2 separate regions of the Homo sapiens genome follow, and region 2 is linked to region 1. A link is an interaction called in ENCODE POLR2A ChIA-PET data of the cell type or tissue named here. Cell type or tissue: IMR-90. All regions are shown on one strand. Each heading gives the region's core, and the rest is flanking DNA. Links, peaks and the distances in the headings are about the cores only.

Evidence for each region. ChIA-PET counts read pairs that join two places held together with the same protein. Peaks named below come from ENCODE experiments on the same cell type or tissue, not always from the same donor. Only the 100,000 strongest peaks of a DNase experiment are listed, where the experiment ranks them.
Region 2: POLR2A ChIA-PET joins it to region 1 with 5 read pairs; 2 of 35 experiments call an interaction of 5 or more read pairs at or near these places.

What each region holds. Positions count from the first base shown.
Region 1 is chr20:5,501,668-5,511,845 of GRCh38, forward strand. LINC00654 (long intergenic non-protein coding RNA 654) reads right to left here and starts at 2,929. Exons shown (of 2, transcript NR_015406.2): 1 at 2,631-2,929; 2 at 1-196. LINC01729 (long intergenic non-protein coding RNA 1729) reads right to left here and starts at 8,335. Exons shown (of 3, transcript NR_109860.1): 1 at 8,209-8,335; 2 at 6,594-6,661; 3 at 6,208-6,370. It overlaps LOC124904863 (a long non-coding RNA gene), which reads left to right. Exons shown (of 3, transcript XR_007067509.1): 3 at 880-935. RefSeq lists an enhancer at 2,675-2,784. In IMR-90, for the core only: no CTCF peak of the experiment used is centred there; no DNase peak of the experiment used is centred there; H3K4me3 peaks cover 376 bases; H3K27ac peaks cover 165 bases.
Region 2 is chr20:6,071,537-6,081,714 of GRCh38, forward strand. It overlaps FERMT1 (FERM domain containing kindlin 1), which reads right to left. Exons shown (of 15, transcript NM_017671.5): 14 at 7,900-8,041; 15 at 3,309-5,810. The coding sequence ends at 5,637. Among named protein-coding and RNA genes, the nearest start is that of LRRN4, 23 kb to the left of the region's middle. RefSeq lists a silencer at 2,749-2,898. In IMR-90, for the core only: a CTCF peak has its summit at 5,997 (motif pointing left); a DNase peak (open chromatin) is centred at 5,995.

The DNA of each region.
Region 1 (10,178 bases), core at 2,532-7,531:
ACCATCCCATGTGGCCAGGGTCCATCTTCAGCAGTTGTGGATTGAGGCCTTTGTCCTTGTCTGTGCTGATTTGAGAGGTACTGGAGAAAGGCTGTGGTGTCTTGGTCTTCGTCTCCAGTGTTAGCCACTGCAATGGCAGGGGGAGGAGGTGGTGGGCTGAGAGCATGGACAGTGCAAAGGCAGTCATGGCTGATTGCTAGAGAGAAAGATGAAGGAGACATTAACTCTTCTCCTGAAGCACAAATCAGAACAGATATTTTTCACGTGTTGAGCATGTATGTGCCCCACCTGGGTACTGGGCAGCATTTCTGATTGAACACTGCCGCAGTGCTTGATGCAGGTTTACGTGAGCCCCAGTTTCACGAGGGGGTCCCCTCTCCTCCCTCCCTTGGATGTCTCATGTCTCCATCTGCACTCTTAGTGGCCTGGTCTTTCTCTGAGACAATTCCAGGCTGGTTCCCCTGCTTTGCTATCCCCCACAACCTCTCCCACACCATTGCCCAGCTCCCAAGAGCTCACTGTGGCTGAGGAAAGGGGGTGCCTTGACACGGAGTTCCCTTCACATGAGGGTCCCCAGACATTCCTCCTGGAAGTGCTCCACCAGGACCCCTGCCACATGTGCCTCTTGGTGCAGGGAGGAGAGGAGAGCAGGTTGTGTCTGATGTGGGTGTGTCTGTGTGCAATGGCTGCTTGTATCCTTGTGTGTTGTGTACCTGCTCAGCAAACTGAGTCCTGTGGCCAAGAATGATCCTGGGCAAAACTGAGCACATTTAACCCAAGTTTGATTTCAACTCAACACTTTCCCACTGTGCCTCCTTCTCATCCCAAATGTGCCAAATACTTCTAATCTTAGTATTCATTCTTTGCTTTGTCTGTCAGGTCCTGTTCTCTACGAGTGAATATCCTAATGACCATAATAAAGCCAGTTCCCTTTTTGGGGACTGACATTTGTTGAGAACTCCCCCTATGAATGCTGTCTTGCTGCAAAACTTCACCTCTGGATAAAGTGGCTGTGCTCCTTCTGGATGTCTGCATCAGGGCTGCTGAGGCACAGCTGAGAATGCACCACACAGCTGACTACGCTGCTGAGCAAATCTCATTACTAAATGCACATCCCTTTCAAGGATGCCAGGCGTTAGGGCTGCATTGCAACTTTGATGGACACTGGGGATTAATGCCTGTGTGTCCTTGTTCCATTAAAAAGTTTGAAGTTTGCTGGGTGCGGTGGCTCACACCTGTAATCCCAGCACTTCGGGAGGCCAAGGCGGGCAGGTTACGAGGTCAGGAGATCGAGACCATCTTGACCAACACGGTAAAACCCTGTTTCTACTAAAATACAAAGAAGTAGCCAGGCGTGGTGGTGGGTGGCTGTAGTCCCAGCTACTCGGGAGGCTGAGGCAGAAGAATGGCTTGAACCTGGGAGGAGGAGGTTGCAGTTAGCCGAGATGGAGCCACTGCACTCCAGCCTGGCAACACAGCAAGACTCTGTCTCAAAAAAAAAAAAAAAAAAAAGAAAGAAAAAGTTTGAAATTTGATTTTATGAGTTACTGGTATAATGATAAATATATTAATATCATAGGCCAGGCGTGGTGGCTCACACCTGTAATCCCAGCACTTTGGGAGGCCGAGGCGGGTGGATCACGAGGTCAGGAGATCGAGACCACGGTGAAACCTCATCTCTACTAAAAATACAGAAAAAATTAGCCGGGCGCAGTGGCGGGCTCCTGTAGTCCCAGCTACCCGGGAGGCTGAGGCAGGAGAATGGCGTGAACCCGGGAGGAGGAGCTTGCAGTGAGCCGAGATCACGCCTCTGCACTCCAGCCTGGGCGACAGAGCAAGACTGCGTCTTAAAAAAAAAAAAAATCACATAGTTCAATTTTTTTTTCTTCTGACTGAAATTGACACTCTTTGGTGGGCCTGTAAGTTTCCTGGCCCTGGTCACTGTGCCCACCCTGCCCATGGCTAAGGGGTCCTAGCAGCAAGCATGTATGTGGCTGGCCCCTACACCCTCCCACTCTGCCAGAGATTTTTTCCAAAAGGAATCTCCCTGCACGGAGGGCGGAGCTCGAGATCTCCATGTCGCGGGGTGGCTCCGAGGTCACCACTGCCCAGCATGTCTCTGGCTGCTGACAGGACTCTGTGCTTTCTTAACTCCTTGATGGAGTTCCTGGAGTTGGAGGGAAGCGCTTCCCACCAGAAACCCACTTGTGTCGGTTTTTCTTCCATTCGAAACAAATGATCAAAGTGATAGCGTTTTCTATGTTACGTGTCTGTCTCTGGTCACTTAAAAACAAAACAGAGCAGGGTGTCCCCTGACAGCCCAGGAGAAGAACAGGAAGGCAGCCCTGGGGTTACCTGTCAAGGTTCAGATCATGACCTCCGCAACGGCCACGGCTGGGTGACATCGTCACTCCCCAGGGGACAGGCGATCCCCTCCTCACCCCACAGCTCAGACCCCAGGATCGGCCCCAATCCCTGTGTCCTGAGCTCCTCCTACTTCCCCTTTCCATCCCAGCCAGCTCCGAAGGAGGCCGGCCCTGTGAGACAGGGAGGGGTCCAGCCTGGGACCCGGCCTGAGCCGGGAGGGAGGGCTTGTCTTGCTCCGGCCCCTGTGATGAGTCCCCTCTTACCCGGCAGGTGGTGACTCCCCATCCGCGGAGGCTCCCCCGCTGACCCCAAGTCCCCACCGCTCTGTCCTTCTCCAAGGCCCGGTGCAGGAGCACCCTTTGTCCCTGGGTGGCCTGACCCTGCTGACCACGGGTCACCTCCCTGACCACGAATACTCTGCCAACTGCCTCCTGAGTGACCGAGACAGCTCAGTCTAGAGTCTCGACTACCCGGGGTGACCCAATAGTCCCGACTCCCCGAGACAGGGACCCGGAGACGTGGGCTTTGTCAGTTTAACAGATTCTGCCTCCGGGAACCAACTGCCGGGAGATTCTGATTGGCTCAGCCGCGTGCCCACGTGACCGACCAAAACCGGCCACCAGGGTCTCCCAACTGCCTGTCAAACGCACAGCCCTGTTGGGCCCCCGGAGAGGAAGAGCCGAGAAGGAGGCCAGGCCGGGGGTCAGGTGGCTTCCTCTATGGGCCCTTTAATCCACCTCACTTTTTTATCTTCTTTTTTTTCCCAGCAGCTTTATTAAGTTATAATTCACACACGATGTAATTCGCCCATTTAAAATGTACAATGGGCCCGGCGCGGTGGCTCACGCCTGTAATCCCAGCACTTTGGGAGGCCGAGGGGGCAGCGGGGATGGGGGTGGCGGGTCACCTGAGGTCATGAGTTCAAGACCAGCCTTGCCAACATGGCAAAACCCTGTCTCTACTAAAGATACAAAAAATATCCAGGCATAGTTGTGTGTGCTTGTAATCCCAGGTACTCGGGAGGCTGAGGCAGGAGAATCGCTTGAACCTGGGAGATAGAAGTTGCTGTGACCTGAAATCGCACCACTTCACTCCAGCCTGGGTGACAGAGTGAGACCCTGTCTCTAAAATAAAATGAAATAAAATAGAATATACACTGGTTCTTAGTATAGTCACAGAATTGTGCAATCATCGGCACCATCTAATTTGAGAACATTTTCTATATATATGTAGAGAAAGGGGTCTTGCTATGTTGTCCAGGCTGGTCTTGAACTCTTGGGGTGAAACCATCCTCCTTCTTCAGCCTGTGCAATACCTATGCTTGCACGGGTGCAAGCATCAGCATTACAGGCATGAGATGCCTCACCTGGCCCAGAACTTAGTTTTTTACTGAAAAATATTCCCTTGTATGCATATATGATATTTATCCAGTCATCAGCTGATGGACTTTTGAACTGTTTCCACTTCTGTTTATTATGAATAAAGCTGCTATGAGCATTTGTGTAGAAGTTTGTGTAGATTTATGTTTTCATTTCTGCTTATATAAGTAGGAGTATAATTTCTGGGTCAAAGTATAACTGTGTAGTTTTTGAGAGGAATTGCCAACCTGTTTCCCCTCTTCTTTTTTTTTTTTTTTCTTTTTTTTTTTTTTCAGAGATGTGGTCTCACTCTGTCACCCAGGCTGGAGTGCAATGGCACAAACACCACTCACTGCAGCATCAACCTCCTGGGCTCAAGTGACCCTCCTGTCTCAGCTCCTTAAGTAGCTGAGACTACAGGAACATGCCACCATGCCTGCATAATGTTTTTTTGTTTGTTTCTTTGTTTGTTTGTTTGTTTGTTTGTAGAGACAGGGTTTCATCATGTTGCCCAGGCTGCTCTCGAACTCCTGACCTCAGGCAATCCACCCATCTTGGCCTCCCAATTGCTGGGATTACAGGCATGAGACACAGCACCTGGCCGCCAATCTGTTTTCTAAAGTGGCTGCACCATTTCACATTCCCACCAGCAGTGATGAGGGTTTTTTCCTCCATCCTTGCTAACACTTGTTCTTGTCTGTAGATTTTATCATAGCCATCCTAAGGGGTAGAAGGTGGCATCTCATTGTGCGTTTGATTTGCCTTTCCCTAATGACTAATGGTGTTGAGCATCATATCATGTGATTATTGGCAATTTGTGTATTATCTTTGGAGAAATGTCCATGCACATTTTTCACTCATTTTTCACTTAGGTTATTTTCCTTTTGTTGAGTTGTAAGAGTTCCCTGTGTATTCTAATACAAGTCCCTCATGAGATAAACAAGTTGCCAGGTTTTTCTCCCATCCTATGGCTTGTCTTTTTACTTTCTGGGTGGTGTTATTTGAAGTCAATTTTTTTAAATTTTGGTGAAGTCCAATTTTGTTTTTGCCACTTGTACTTTTTTCTTTTTTTTGAGACAGGGTCTCACTCTGTCACCCAGGCTGGAGTGCAGTGGTGCAATCATGGCTTACTGCAGCCTTGACCTCCTCAGCTTAAGTGATCCTCCCTCCTCAGCCTCTGGAGTAGCTGGAGTAGCTGGGACTGAAGGCACATGCCACCATACCCAGCTAATTTTTTTATTTTGTTTTGTAGACACAGGGTCCCCTTATGTTGCCCAGACTGGTCCAAACTCCTGCGATCAAGGGATCCTCCCGCTTTGGCCTCCCAAAGTGCTGGGATTACAGGCGTGACCCACCATGCTCGGCCACTTTTATTTTTGGTGTCATATTTACGAAATCGTGGCCGGGCGCAGTGGCTCACGTCTGTAATCCCAGCACTTTGGGAGGCCGAGGTGGGCACATCACCTGAGGTCGGGAATTGGAGACCAGCCTGACCAACATGGAGAAACCTCGTCTCTAATACAAAATTAGCAAGGCGTGGTGGCACACGCCTGTAATCCCAGCTACTTGGGAGGCTGAGGCAGGAGAATTGCTTGAACCCAGAAGGCGGAGCTTGTGGTGAGCCGAGATTGTGCCATTGCACTCCAGCCTGGGCAACAAGAGCAAAACTCTGTCTCAAAAAAAAAAAAAAAAAAAATCGCTTCCTAATCCAAAGTCACAAAGATTTATCTATGTTTATCTATGTTTTCTTCAAAAAGCTTTATAGTTAGTTCTCATATTTAAGTCTCTGATGCATTTCGAATTAATTTTTGTGTACAGTTTGAGTAGTACCAGCTACTCTGGAGACTAAGGTGGGAGGATCACTTGAGCCCAGGAAGTCCAATCTAGAGTGAGCCATGATTGAGCCACTGCACTCCAGCCTGGATGACACAGAGGGACCCTGTCTCAAGGAAAAAAAAAAAAAAAAGCTGGGCCGGGTGGCTCATTCCCTGTAATCCCAACACTTTGTTAGGCTGAGGCAGGTAGATCACTTGAGGCTAGGAGTCAAGACTAACCTGGCCAACACGGCAAAACCCCGTCTCTACTAAAAATACAAAAATTAACCAGGAATGGTGGCATGCACTTGTCCCAGCTACGCGGGAGGCTGAGGCAGGAGAATTGCTTGAACCCCAGAGGCGGAGATTGCAGTGAGCAGAGATCACACCACTGCACTCCAGCCTCAGCGAGCATGAGAAACAGAATAAATAAAAAGTTTAAAAAATTTTTATGTAGGTCCCATTTTGATCTTTTCCCTGAGTTTATTAACTGTGTATGCATGTTGCTGGAGTTTAATTTTATAATTTAATCTTCAACAGAATATTTGGTGGGCCCAGGATTGATTTTGTGGAGTCATTAACGTGGTCAGTGATGTATACAATAACTGCTGGAACTGTGGGCCTCCTGTTCTGTGTAGAGGGTGCCAACTTCTTCAGATACAAGGAAGAAAGCTGTATTTTGTTTAATAGAAATAAAAAGATGTCACATAGTTTCATGTAAGTCCTAATAAGTGTTGAAGGGTGCAGATGGAAACTCAGGAGTTGAAAGGTGGATGGCTGTGCCGTTCCTTCCTCTTTGTAGGTGCATGAATTCTTTCTTAGGGGCAGAGCCTGTTGGAGATGTTTTTAAAAAATCCCTCAACCAAATGAGGAATATATTCACCTTGTTGACTCACAGAGGATACGAATCATATACAAGCAGATGGGGATTCAGAGAGCAAATGTTTTCAACTGCTGTCAAGGGAGTGTGGAGGTTGGGTGAGGGGAAAGAACTGCATGAGACCCAAAGAGGGCAGGGAAGGGGGGTCAAGTCAGAAGAAGCAGAGGCACCTACCCGGATGTTCTTTTTAGATGTGGCATTTTGAGCGTCATGATTTGGAGAGTTGCTGTGACTGTGCCGAGCTGGGACAGAGGGAAGAAGGGAACTGCTTCAAGAGGGGGAGCAGCAGGGAAGAGGGGCATTGGTCTCTCCACATATCTCAGGAGGGCTCTCCTCCCACACTCATTAAAACCTCATTTCTTCCCAAAGCTCAGCTCACACATTGCTCCCCAAAAAGGCTGCACTGATGACAATGGTCTTTCACCCCCTTCTCTTGATCCCCTCTGTGCTCACCCCTCTGACCTATCTTTACCACACCCTGTTTCCTTTCAGAATCAGCTTCCTTCTGTCTCATCCAGTGAACTGTGAGCTCCCTAAGAAAAGGAATAGGGCCAGGTGCAGTGGCTCACACCTGTAATCCCAGCACTTTGGGAGGCTGAAGCGGGTGGATCACCTGAGGTCAGGAGTTCGAGACCAGCCTGACCAATATGATGAAACCCCATCTCTACTAAAAATACAAAAATTAGCCAGACATGGTGGCATGAGCCTGTAATCCCAGCTACTTGGGAGGCTGAAACAGGAGAATTGCTTGAACCCTGGAGGCGGAGGTTGCAGTGAGCCAAGATTGCACCATTGCACTCCAGCCTGGGCAACAAGAGCAAAACTGTCTCCAAAAAAAAAAAAAAGAAAAGAAAAAGAAGAAAAAAGAAAAGAAAGCAAGAAAGCAAAGAAAGCAAGAAAGCAAGCAAGCAAGCAAGAAAAGGAATCGAGTCTTGCCCTTGTTTTTCACCCGCAGTGTCTATAGATATGCCATACACAGAAGACAGACGGATTTGCAAATGCTTGGTTAACAAATGATTTCAGAGGTACAATAAGGAAACAAAATGGCTTTGCAGAGTGGGCATCCGAGTGTACTTTTGAAGAGTAGTTCCTGAGCATTCCCCAGGTGGGCACCAGTGATGGAGGCAAAGCTCTCCAGGCAGCAGAAGACCATAGAGCAGCCGCCCACCTAGAGCGTTAGTGCCACCTCCTCTCTGAGGGCTGAAGTTTCCAGGTCGAAACTTCTGTGCTCGACCTGGAAGTTTGTGCTCAGCCTGGGAGCTTCACCAGGGAAACTGTGGCAGGAGACAAGGTCTTGATTCTGAGGCCTCTCTCTCAACCCAGTACAACCTCTCTGCTAGAATTTGAAAAAAAAAACATGGTATTTGTGGTACCCTCAGAGACTGGATTTAAGGGACATGTGTTGCCTAAGTCCCATCTTCAAAATGACCCAGCAGTGACACTGTTCCTTTTTACTCTGTAGGGCACATTTCTCACCTGCATTATGGCCCAGGAATCTCAAGTCACCATCCCTACCATGGTCACCCCAATTTGAAGCAGCCTGGTGACCCCAGGCAGGAACTGATCATCAAGGGAGGCTGGAGGCAGGAGGATTTTAAAAGAAATCCAACAGCAGGACCAAAACAAGGAAAAAGGGGAGGCAGGAGGGTGGTCAACTAGAGACCCAGGAGAGGATTCCAGGATGGTGGGAAGCCCTCACCCAGCAAGACTGGTGGAGGCCCCATCTGTGCTCTGCCCCTTTCAAGAGGTTTCCTTTGCACCAACACCCACCCCCACCCTGGCCACTGACCTGCAGGAACAGCAGATATGACTGTGGGGCCCCAAGGCCTGCGGGAACCCAGGGACCGAGAGAAGGCAGGTGTTGGGTTGAGCAGGATCCAGGTTAGCCGGGGAGGGACGTGGGAGTCCTTGTCAGAGAAGGATGTGAAGGGATTGGGATGAAGGAGTCCAGGAGGAGCAGCAGGACCCGAGGCCCTCCCTCTGCACACACCCTTTTCCTGCTGGGCTCAGGCCCTGGCAACAGTGCCTTATTTATTTCCCCCACCCTTGCTCAGGCTTAGCCAGTCCTTGCTCCAATGATGGGGGAGGGGTCACAGTGGGACTCTTGTGACATCACTACATCCCACCCCTCATTCTTTCCTGTGAAATCCTCCTGGAGCCATCTCTGTCCTATGCCCTGTCCCAGAGAGCCCCCCTGCTATAATGCTTCCTTCCTTCCTTCTAGCCACTGCCTCCCTCGCCCCATCCACCCCCCAACTATTCAGTGTCCCTCAGTAAACGTCCCAAGTTTGCAACAGAAAATGAAAATGTAACTCAGAAAAGGTGGCATTCACACTTCACACCTTCATACAGAAATCCAAGCAAAGCTCTTGAATCCAGAATCAGGATGCCTTCCAGAGCCAGCTGTTTCAAGACGCTGCTAGAGGCAGTGAAGAGCGCAGGAGGCCTGCCTAGCAGCTGCAGGGAGGGGCGGAGGATTGGGGTCGCCCTCTCAGGGAGGGCAGAGGAGGGTTAGAATGCATCTGACCCTGCATTCTAAAATACCTGCTAGCACTGGATGCTGCGGTGTCCATGGTACTGAAGACAAGACTCTGCTGCCTGGTCCACCACTGTTATGACTACAGTGGCCCCCAGTCTAATGTTGCCATCAAGATTGGTAGTCCAGGCCGGGTGTGGTGGCTCACACCTGTAATCTCAGCACTTTGGGGGGCCAAGGTGGGAGGACTGTTTGAGCTCAGGAGTTCCAGAACAGCCTTGGCAACATGGCAAAACCCCATCTCTACTTAAAAAAGAAAAAAAAATGAGCCAGGCATGGTGGCTCACGCCTGTAATCCCAGCACTTCGGGAGGCCAAGGCGGGTGGATCACCTGAGGTCAGGAGTTTGAGACGAGCCTGACCAACAAGGAGAAACCCTGTCTCTACTAAAAATACAAAATTAGCCGAGTGTGGTGGCTCATGACTGTAATTCCAGCTACTCGGGGGGCTGAGACAGGAGAATTGCTTGAACCTGGGAGGCGGAAGTTGCAGTGAGCCAAGATCATGCCATTGCACTCCAGCCTGGGCAACAAGAGCGAATCTCCATCTCAAAAAAAAAAGGCAATCTAGATGCACTGGATATGACCAGCAGAAACATGGAGAAACACAGTTCTTAGTGGGGTCAGGCCTTGTGAAGTAGCAGCCTGCGGTTTGGACGAGGCCAGCCTGGCTCTGTGGTCACCCACAGTCAACCCCACCACAGGGGCTGCAGGGACTGAGAGAAGGGTTGGAGTGTGTTATCCAGCTCTTCTGAGAAGCAGACACCAAGACAGGATTAAATTGCAAGGGTTTTAGTGGGAGATATACCTTTGTGAAAAGAGTTACAAAAGACTGGGAGAGCCACCGGACCATGAAGCAAGTCTCACTCCCAATGTGAGGGAGAGAGGGGAAGAGAAGGGGTGGGAGCACTCCGGACCACAGTTCTGAGGAAAATCCAGAGCCTTCACCAACTATTTGAAACAGTCAGGCAGCAAAGTAGGTCTGGGCAACCAGCCTGGCCTTAGCATCCCCACCACACTCGGTCATCAGAGAGCTGCCGCAGGAGGCCTGGCCTGATGCACTACAAGGTAGATACCTGTGAGGAGCCACACTCCCTCCAGGAGGTCAGCCACAGCATCCTGGACACTGAGGTTGGGGACCACGGATGGAAGTGTAGCTGAGAGAACCCAGAGGTTCCTGGGCCCAGGGGCCCAAGCCAGGACCAGCAAGAGAACACTCACAGAA
Region 2 (10,178 bases), core at 3,343-8,342, 570 kb after region 1:
AAATTAAGCTGGTAGCACAGAGATTCAGGGCCCCTTTGTAAGCACCTGGTCAGACCTTCATCCCCAGCCCTCCTGGCTTCCCAGAATATCCCACCATTAGTTCTGCCTCCTGACCTCTGTAGCACTGCCTGGAAGAGGTCTTTGCTCTCTTCCAATAGCCTCCCCTACCAGCCAGGGGCTGGGCCCAAACCAGCTACCCCATCACCAGCAATAGAGCCTATGCACTGAGCCCTGACCCCAGGCCTTGCTGCAAGCCCTACTCTTTCCTTACAGTTTTATATATATATTTATTTATTTATATTATATATATATTTATATATTTATTTTAAAATTTTATTTTTAGAGAATAAAATTTTCTCAGGGTCGTGCTTTGTCGCCCGGGCTGGAGTGCAGTGGTGCAGTCATAGCTGTCTATATTTTTGAACTTAATTTGCCTTCCCTGTTACCGGCCCCATTTATGTCCATCAACACATCTCTTGAGTCAGAGGGCACAGGCTTGGGGTGTTGGGCCCTTCCCTCCCCCAGATCCTCTGCTCCTCTCACACAGGGCTCTGCCTTCTCTCCACGCTCCACTTTTGCAACTGAGGGATGTCAGAGGGCAGCCAGAGGCCTCCCCGCCCAACTTCCAGGGGTGAAGAAGAGAGACACTATCCTGTTAAGTCCCCATGCAGCTTTTGTCATTTGCAGTGGCTAGGGAGAAGCGGCTATAGGACTTTTCCTCTGTGATGACTGAAGACACTGCAGCACATGGGGAATTATGGGTGTTTTTGGAGCTCACAGAGTAAGTTGGAGAAAAGAGGTAAATCCTTTTAGTGGAAAGAATCTTCCCCACAGGTGTTAGTCAGGAGCATTCTCATTCAGGTTTTTTAAAAATTGGGACTCCTCTGAGATAACTGAGCCTTTACAAAAATTATTATGATTATTTTAAATAGAGACAGGGTCTTGCTGTTGCCCAGGCTGGTCTTGAACTCCTAGGCTCAAGCAATCCTTCCGCCTTGGCTTCCCAAAATGCTGGGATTACAGATGTGAGCCACCACACCCGGCCAATCACTGAGTCTTGATGCAACATGAGATGTGTGTGCAAATGTCAGGATAGCTTTTTCTTTTCGGTTTTTGTTTGTTTGTTTGTTTTGTTTGTTTTGTTTTTGTTTTTTTGAGATGGAGGAGTCTCGCTCTTTCACCCAAGCTGGAGTGCAATGGTGTGATCTCGGCTCATCGCAATCTCTGCCTCCCAGGTTCAAGTGATTCTCCTGCCTCAGCCTCCCGAGTAGCTGGGATTACAGGCAGGTGCCACCACACCTGGCTAATTTTGTATTTTTAGTAGAGACGGGGTTTCTCCATTTTGGTTAGGCTGGTCTCGAACTCCCGACCTCAGGTGATCCTCCTGCCTCGGCCTCCCAAAATGCTGGGATTACAGGCGTGAGCCACCGTGCCCGGCCTCCCCTCTTTCTGATAGCACTCAATATTTCCACACAACTCCAGTGAGGTTCAAGGAATTGGAAAAACTTTGAAGCAAGTGAGGGCCAAGGGCTTCACTTTTTCAGTTTTTCAGATTTTCCAGCTATGATTTCCTGGACTCAAGAGTCCTTGGCTGTAGGGTGCATGAGAAGGAAAGATGGGTGAAATAACAAAGAGGAATGTTCCCTTTCTGTCTCCTACCACTGAGAGATTCTGGGGTGACAGGAGTGGAAGGGGGAGAGGCAGGAAAGTCACGCTATGTGAGAAAATAATTAAAATGAATATAGAGATACTAAATGTAGAAGCCAATTTTTTTTTTTTTTTTTGAGACAGGGTCACTGAGGCTGGAGTGTGATGGCATGATCATAGCTCACTGCCACCTTGAACTCCTGGAGCTCAAGGGATCCTCTCATCTCAGCCTCCCAAGTAGCTAGGACTACAGGCATGTGCCACCATGCCCAGCTAATTTTTTAAAATCTTTGTAGAGATGGGGTCTTGCTGTGTTGCCCAAGCTGGTCTTGAACTCCTGGGCTCGGGTAAGCCTCCTGCCTTGGCCTCCCAAAGTGCTGGGATTACAAGGTGAGCCACTATGCCCAGCCCCCAAAAATAAATCTTGTGAGTTAAAAATAAAATTTTAAAGTGATTTTAGAAGACAGATATTATAAAATATCTTGACTTCTTGTATTAAATGAGTTTTCAAATTAAAGCTTCCTCATTTCCTTACTTTTCTGACCGTGGGACTAAAAATGAAACTTTCCCAAAATTAAGCACGGTGGCTCACGCCTGTAATCCCAGCACTTTGGGAGGCCGAGGCAGGCGGATCACCTGAGGTCAGGAGTTCAAGACTAGCCTGACTAACATGCAGAAACCCCGTCTCTACTAAAAAAAATACAAAATTAGCCAGGCGTGGTGGTGCATGCCTGTAGTCCCAGCTACTCGGGAGGCTGAGGCAGGAGAATCGCTTGAACCTGGGAGGCGGAGGTTGTGGTTAGCTGAGATCACGCCATTGCTCTCCAGCCTGGGCAACAAGAGTGAAACTCCATCTCAAAAAACAAAAACAAAAATTAAAACAAAGAAAAAAACAACAACACTCTAAGCACCTCATTTCTCTGGCTCCCAGACCTTTTTGGTCCAGCCTCTCCTCCCACAGCTAACTGCTCTTAATGCCCCTGGTTCTCTCTTACTGGTATGAGCCTGAGCTCAGGAACGCCTGCTCTGGAGCTAGGGTAAGGGGCATTTCAAGGCTGGGCAAGGCTGGGAAGGAAGGGTGGGGTTTGCTGGGTTAAGCTTAGTGGCTTCTGGAGTCAAGACAAACACTGCTCATTGGCAGTGTGACCCTGGGCAAGTTCACCTTCTGAACCTTTCTCCTTTGTAGAGGAAGCCATTTCTACCCTCTGTGGGCTGACAGGAGAATTGCACAAAGGGATATCTATAAACTGCATGTCACTAAAGCAAAGTGCCCTCAACACTCAGCCATCAGAATCAGAGGCTTCTGCTGTTCTATTGCCGCTGGGGATCTTTGCTTGCTGGTGTGTGTGTGTGTGTGTGTGTTTTAATATAGAACTGGAAAGAGACAAAAGAGCTCATGATAAGGCAGGATATGCCAGGAAATCTGTGACCAAGTCAGTGAGAAAGGAGTTGAAACCAGCGGGTAAGTGAGGTTTCTAAGGGGCTCTCTGAGGACCCCTGGAATCTGCCACTCCCCACACCACGGGAGGGAACGACCCGGAATCTTGGCGCTGTGAGGAGAGACACATGTTAGACCTCAGAGTTGCAGTCCCTTTTCATAAGAGAGGAAAAAGTCACCTTTTTGGAGACAGTAGGTTGGAGAGGACACAACAGGACCGTACTCAAATCCATATAAATCTTTTACTTAAAAGTCATATAAAAGAATAAAAAATGCAGATTTCTGAATCAACTGTAGATAAGGAAGCAAATGATGTTGAAAGGTGCCCATTAATTTAAAATTTCATCATAGGAATTTGGGTGACCTTTTGCACTCAGTATTAAAAAAAACCATCAAGTTGCTCTTTGGAACAGTAGCATTTAGGTTTGTTTTTTTTTTTTTTTGTCACACTTGTTTATTTCTTTGGGATGTTGCTGTGTGTCATGGAAGAAACGCTCCCCTGAAAACTGTAACCAAACAAAGTTTGGTTAAAACAAAGTTGGTTCCTTTGTTTTCATGGAAATGTCAGACAACTATGAAAAGCTAAGGAAGCATGTTGAACTGAAGGTCTGGCTTTGGTAAATTAGGCAGAGATGTTCTCAGCAGCAAACAGGTAAAATCTGACATCGAGAAGCATTATTTTAATGTAGGACCAGTTATAATCTTAAAGAACTGACTAGGTTCTAAAATAATAGAACTGAGAAATAGGACTGAGAAATGACCAACATCAAGTATATACGGTACACTTAGCACTTGTTTCTATAGAAAACATTTCAAATCAAGTTCTTTATGATGTGAACCAGATTTTCCAAATGCCTAAACCACTTCTGAGCTTTAAGCAAGGCCTCAGAAATTCAGCGGGTGCCTGGGAGGCTTCATTCACATTCACCTCTAAGGAGAGGCTAAAAGAGGAATTTCCAGATGGCAGCTACTGGCTCAGAACCAGGGGGTCCCTTGCCAAGTCTGTCTCTATGTGGCTCCCGGAATTGCTGAGGTCTCACTTCTCAGAGGGCTTTGATGGAAAATAAAGCAACAGCTGACGCTCACGGGCCTCGGAACTCTGGCCAGGCTCCCTGAGGGGTGCATCCTAGGAGAACTGAAAAATGGGATTGGAGCTTTTGCCTTATCCTTACACCCCAAGTTCTTTGTGTGGCAGAACATCTATGAAAAAATAATAAAATATTGTCTGATATTTCCCTTTACTTCTGGTATTGCTTTTGACCTTCTCAAAACCCACCCCTCCCACCTCTAACAAACCAAAATGGAAAATGACAATTCAGGCAGCTGTTAATTGGCTCACTCTCTCAAGGCAAGCACTGTCTCAAGGCAGTCTCAAGGCAGAGATGACACAGCAAAAAACAGAGGGGGAGAAAAAAGTCTATTATTGGCTTGTGATTTACAAAAGCCAAAGTCCTTTAGATAAAAGGCCAGGAGTCGTACCAACATAGATACCAAATCCAGGAGAACACAGACCAGCGATAAGAGGGACGCTTCCCCATGACCCAGACCAGCCTAAAGCCCCTGTGGGGGCAGCCAGTGGGGAGCTGTCAGACCTTGGACATGGTGGTCTTTGAGAATGGGTCTGCCCTTCTCTCCCTGACCAGTTGGGATAGACACCTGACTGGAATCCTTGACACTGGCAGGTGTTTCTATGAACAGAGAGGACTGTGCCTGTCTTCCTGAATCCCAACCCAGAGTAGAAGCAGTGGAGACATGGATCTGGGTTGAGAAATGGGTTTTCCTGTCCCCCTGTGTCACCCACATCTTCACAAAGGACTTACAGGTGGCTGAGAGATCTGTAGGAATGGAATGGGGCTTGCAGGTGGCCCCAGAAATCTGAGGAGACCAATGACTAAGACCAGATGTGGGTCAGTGGTCATCTTGGCAGGTATCACTGTGGACAGATGACACTGAGGGCCACTCCTCTGACCTTGGGTTGTCAACTGCTACCTGGTAGCCCCACCCCTCCCCTTTCTACCCCTAGACCTTGGCCTCCAGGGAAAAAGTGTGTGTAGGAACTCCCTCTGCCATTTTGAAAAGACAGGAGCTAAAAGCAGTTCCATGAAGGACAGGCGTTTCGTTTCATACCTGAGTTTGTGAAATAAGAGTTGTTCTTGCTACACGTGATTTTTACCTTTCTGTCTTCTCCATTGACTTAGTAATGAGACAGATCAGCACGAGGATAACTTGTAGCCATACACCTGGCAGGTTCTGCAAGTCAGAGAACTGTAACCACATGCTGGGCCTTAGAGCAATCTTAGGGCACCTGCTTTTCTCCTGCCTACCCATTTTATAGAAAAAACAAGAGAGGCTCCTTCCGTGGCTGGTAGCACAGGGCAAAGTAAGGAAAGGGATGTGCCAGCAGTGGGTTTGAATGAGGATCTGGGTGACCAGCGGTGAATGTATGTTGTCTGTTAGTCCAGAATCTACATGCTGGGCACGTTAGGGATCCCTCTGGGGAGGGGCGCCTTTGGCTTGCCTTGTTGGTGTGAGCCGAGCACGCGTGCTTGTTTCAATCCTGACCGCCGGTCAATTTGTGGAACAAGTCCTCATCGAGTGTTTCATTCTGGTCCTTGGAGCGGGTGGACAAGAAAATGTAGCCGCCAATGTACTCGTGCACAATCTTGCAATCTGCACTCAGGCAGGTGAAAGCAGTAAAGACGTTTTGGTCAAACTCGATGACCACCTGGAAGAGGAAGGCACAGAGAAGCTTAAACTCTGACAAGGAATGATGAAAAAAAAAGTGCTTTGCTGGACTGGCCCCTGGAGCTGAGGGCTGCTGAGGTGGATAACAGATGGATATCCCTCTAAAACACACAGAAAACCATCACTTCCATTAAACGCTTCCAGAAAACATCTTTGCTCTCTTTGCGCCCTCTGGTGGTGTCGACTTTGCTGCACGTCTGGTTAAAAAAACTCCCAACACATTTTCTGTCTACAGTTTAGATACAAGGATTTTGCCCAAGCACTCTCTGTCTCCCTGTGTTGAGGGGCAGGGTGCTTCGCAGGCACTTTATTTTTATTTTTATTTTTTTTTTGAGATGGAGTCTCTCTCTGTCACCCAGGCTGGGGTACAGTGGCACGATCTCGGGCCACTGCAACCTCTGCCTCCCAGGTTCAAGCGATTCTCATGCCTCAGCCTCCCAAGTAGTTGGGATTACAGGTGTGTGCCACCACACCTGGCTAATTTTTGTATTTTCAGTAGAGACGGGGGTTTCACCATGTTGGCCAGGCTGGTCTTGAACGCCTGACCTCAAGTGATCCATGCCTCGGACCCCCAAAGTGTTGGGATTATAGGCGTGAGCCACTGCACCCGGCCTGCAGGCTCTTTAATGAATAAAAGTCTGCCTGAATTTTCCTACAGCCACTGCCCGGAACCCTTTCCTAGCTGCAAGTCATAAACTCTAAGCACTAGAAGAAAGACTTAGAGACTTTGCTGGTTCACAACCTTGGCTGCCCATTGAAATCACTTGTGGACCTTTAAAAATTACTAATGGTTCGTTCCTCCTCCCAGAGATTCAGATTTAACTGGCCTTGGGTGTGGTCTAGGCAGTGGTGTTTTAAAGCTCCCCAGGTGATCCTAATACGCATCAAGGCTTTAGAGCTACCGCCTTAGAGGTCATCTAATCTCTGAACTTGATTTTACAAATAAGCACCCAGATGATTATCAACACTGCTGAGAGGAAGTCAGGGTTCTTAACAAATGTGTGGGTCTCTTACCATCCCTCTACGTCAGTGACTTTCTATTGGAAAATGAGAATGCCAAAGGAATGAGGGAAGATTGAGTCTGTATCAGCAACATCTGAATGTTTTAATTAATTCAAGAATGAATGAAACAGGGTCTTGCTTTGTTACCCAGGCTGGAGTGCAGTGGCACAGTCACTGCTCACTGTAACCTCGAACCTCAACTGATCATCCCTGGCTGAGTAGCTGAAACTACAGGTGCACACCATCACACCTGGCTAGTTCAGCGTTTTTTTTTTTTGTTTTTTTTTTTTTTAATTTTCTGTGGAGACAGGGTCTCATTATGTTGCCCAGGCTGGTCTCGAACTCCCAGCCTCAAGTGATCCTTCCCACCTCGGCCTCCCAAAGCACTGGGCAGAATGTTTTAAATTAGCGGCAGGATGCTAAGCTGCCTCTAACTTCATCTGGAATTTTCCATGATACAGGCTTGGCCTGAACTTAGCTCCTAGGATGGGAGATGATGGGAGGCTGTAACATAGGCTAGGGGTTTGAGGGCTCCTGGTTTTAAGAGGTGAAGCTTTTCTCAGTCATCACTATGGACCTCACTTTCTTCTTCAGCAGTTTTTCCCTTTTGGGCCTGGAATGCTCTCCAGGTGAGCAACTGAATCTTCCAGTCCTCCATCGGGTTTCTTGGCAGCCAGTCAGATGAGGCTTTTTTTGGATTTATTTTGCATAGCAGTTACATCTCCAGTAGTTTCTCATAAGTAAGTATCAAGCTAAATCCTGTATAATCCTATGCTGAGTCAATGAAAATTAATGAAACTGCTCAGCGATTTCAGAACCTGTCTGTATTGAAAGTCTGCATGGAGACTAAGCCAACTTGCAGTGCTAATGCAAGAGCATTTGGCCTGTGCCTGTTAGGAAGCTGCCCAGAATTGCATATGATGATTTTAGCAGACAGACAGTTACCATATGCTTGTGGTTTCTTAGGTCTAAATAGAAGAACACCTTTTAAAACTCAGAATAATCTGCAATTCTGAGGGACACACATTTATAGGCTCAACACTGAAGAGCAAAAACTTTCACTTTACCTGCCGGGTTTCCCAGTTTACATTCCACTGTTTGATATTTGTGAATCTCCATGTTGTCACTGGAATCCCGGTGGCTGCATCAATTTTAATCAACCTGTTATATGAAACTCCCAGAATGTCATCTTTTTTGCTTCCTTTAAATCTGAAAAGAATCATAATATTAGTTAAGAGAAGCAACTGCTTCCTATAATACAATGTTCACTCACATATAACTTCTTAAAAATACTACCAGTATTTCTGAATCATTTCAGAGGAATGGACAATGAAGAATTAACTTTCTGCAGGGGGGCATTTTTATTGGGATATAGACAGCGTGAAAAAAGAATGAAGGCTATCCTGCAGATGGTCTTTAAGTAAAACTGACATCAGAGAGAAGAAAAATAAGATGGAATCAAATAAATTCATTCAAAATGATTACTGACTCTGTGTTGGGCACCCTTCTAGGCATGGGAGATATAGTAGTAAACTAAACGGATGGAAAATTTCTGACTGTGGGAGGGAGAAGATCATAAGTATGAGGTACATATGCCAGATAAGATGAAGGAAAATAAAGTTGGAAGGGCTACAGGGAATACTGGTAATAAGGTGGTTACAGTTTGAAACAGGGAGGTCAGTGAAAAGGTGACATTTGATCAAAAAATGGATATGCATGAGGATGTGAGCCGCGTGGATATCTGGGGAAAGAGTATTCCAGGCAGAGGGCACAGCCACTTAAAAAAATTTTTTTTTTAATGTGCTTAAGGACCTGCCAGGAGGCCCATGTGGCTGACACAGTGAAGGAGGGGAGAGAAATGTGAGTTCAAGAGCAAAGGTCTTGTAGGCCACTGTAAGGATCTGGCTTTTACTCTGAGTGAGATAAGAAATCCTTCAGATTTTGTGTGTGTGTGTGTCTTGTAGAGACAGGGTCTTGTTATGTTGCCCAGACTAGTCTTGAACTCCCGAACTTAGGCAATCCTCCTGCCTTTGCCTCCCAAAGTGCTGGGATTACAGGCATAAGCTGTCACACCTGTCCCAGATGGTTTTGAGCAGAGGCTTCACAAAATCTGATTTAGATTTTAAAAGGATCCCTCTGGCTGCTAAGTTGAAAATTTAGTGGGATCAGGGTAGAGGCAGGAACACCAAGCAGGATCACTCTGGACCGGCTCTGTGATGGTGGTGGTGGAGGAGGAGGCGGAAGAAGTGGTCGGATTCTGTGTGTACTTTGAAGGTAGAGTCACTAGGAGTTGCCTATGGGCAGGATGTTGGTGTAAGAGAAAGAGCAGAGTCAAGAATGACTCCAAAGGATTTGGCCTGAACATCTAGGGCGAGGAGTTGCCTTCTACTGAGATGAAGAAGTATGTAGCGGGGAGCCAGTTTAGGGGGAAGATCCGGAACTTTGGACATGTAAAGATGAGATGCTCATTAGATATCCAAGGGTCACTGGATTTATGAATCTCCAGTTCAAGAGACAGTTCTGGGCTCAAGATATATATTTCAGAGTAATTGGCATATAAATGAAGTCAAAAGAATGGCTGAACCCAAGAAGGTGAGTAGAGATTGAGAAGAGGAATGCTTTAAGAACTGAGGCCTGGCTGGGTGCAGTGATTCACATCTGAAATCCCAGCACTCTGGGAGGCCGAGGCAAGGGGATTACTTGAAGCCAAGAGATTGAGAGCAGCCTGGGTAACACAGTGAGATCCCATCTCCTAAAAGAAAGTTAGCTAGGTGTGGTGGCTCACAAGTCGCAGCTACTTGGGAGGCTGGGGTGAGAGGATCACATGAGCCCAGGAGTTTGAGGTTATAGTGAGCCATGATTGTGCCACTGTGACAGAGTGAGATCCTGCCTCTAATTAAAAAAAAAAAAAACCAAAAAACTGAGGACTGTGCACTCTGGTATTATAAGAGATTGGAAAGATGAGAAAGAACCAGCCAAGGAGACCAAAAGAACTGGTCAGTGAGGGAGGAGAAAAGCCAGGAAAGTCAGCTGTGTTGGAAGGCAAGTGATGCAAGTTGGCAAAGGGTAAGGGGTGACTCATTGTGTCAAATGCTGCGGAGAGGGTAGCTGGTGCAAGGACTGAGAGGCGACCAATGGACTCAGCAATGTGAAGGTCATGGGTGGCCAAGAGGTGACCTTGATGACAGAAAGTAGCAGGGGCAGTGGGGTAGGGAGGGAGAGAAAACCTAACTGGAGTGGTTTCAAGAGAGAATGGAAGCAAGGAATTGGAGGTAGTAGGTACGTACAATACATTCAAGAAGTTTTACTGCAAATTAGGGCAGAGCTTGGGGAGAGCAGCTGGAGG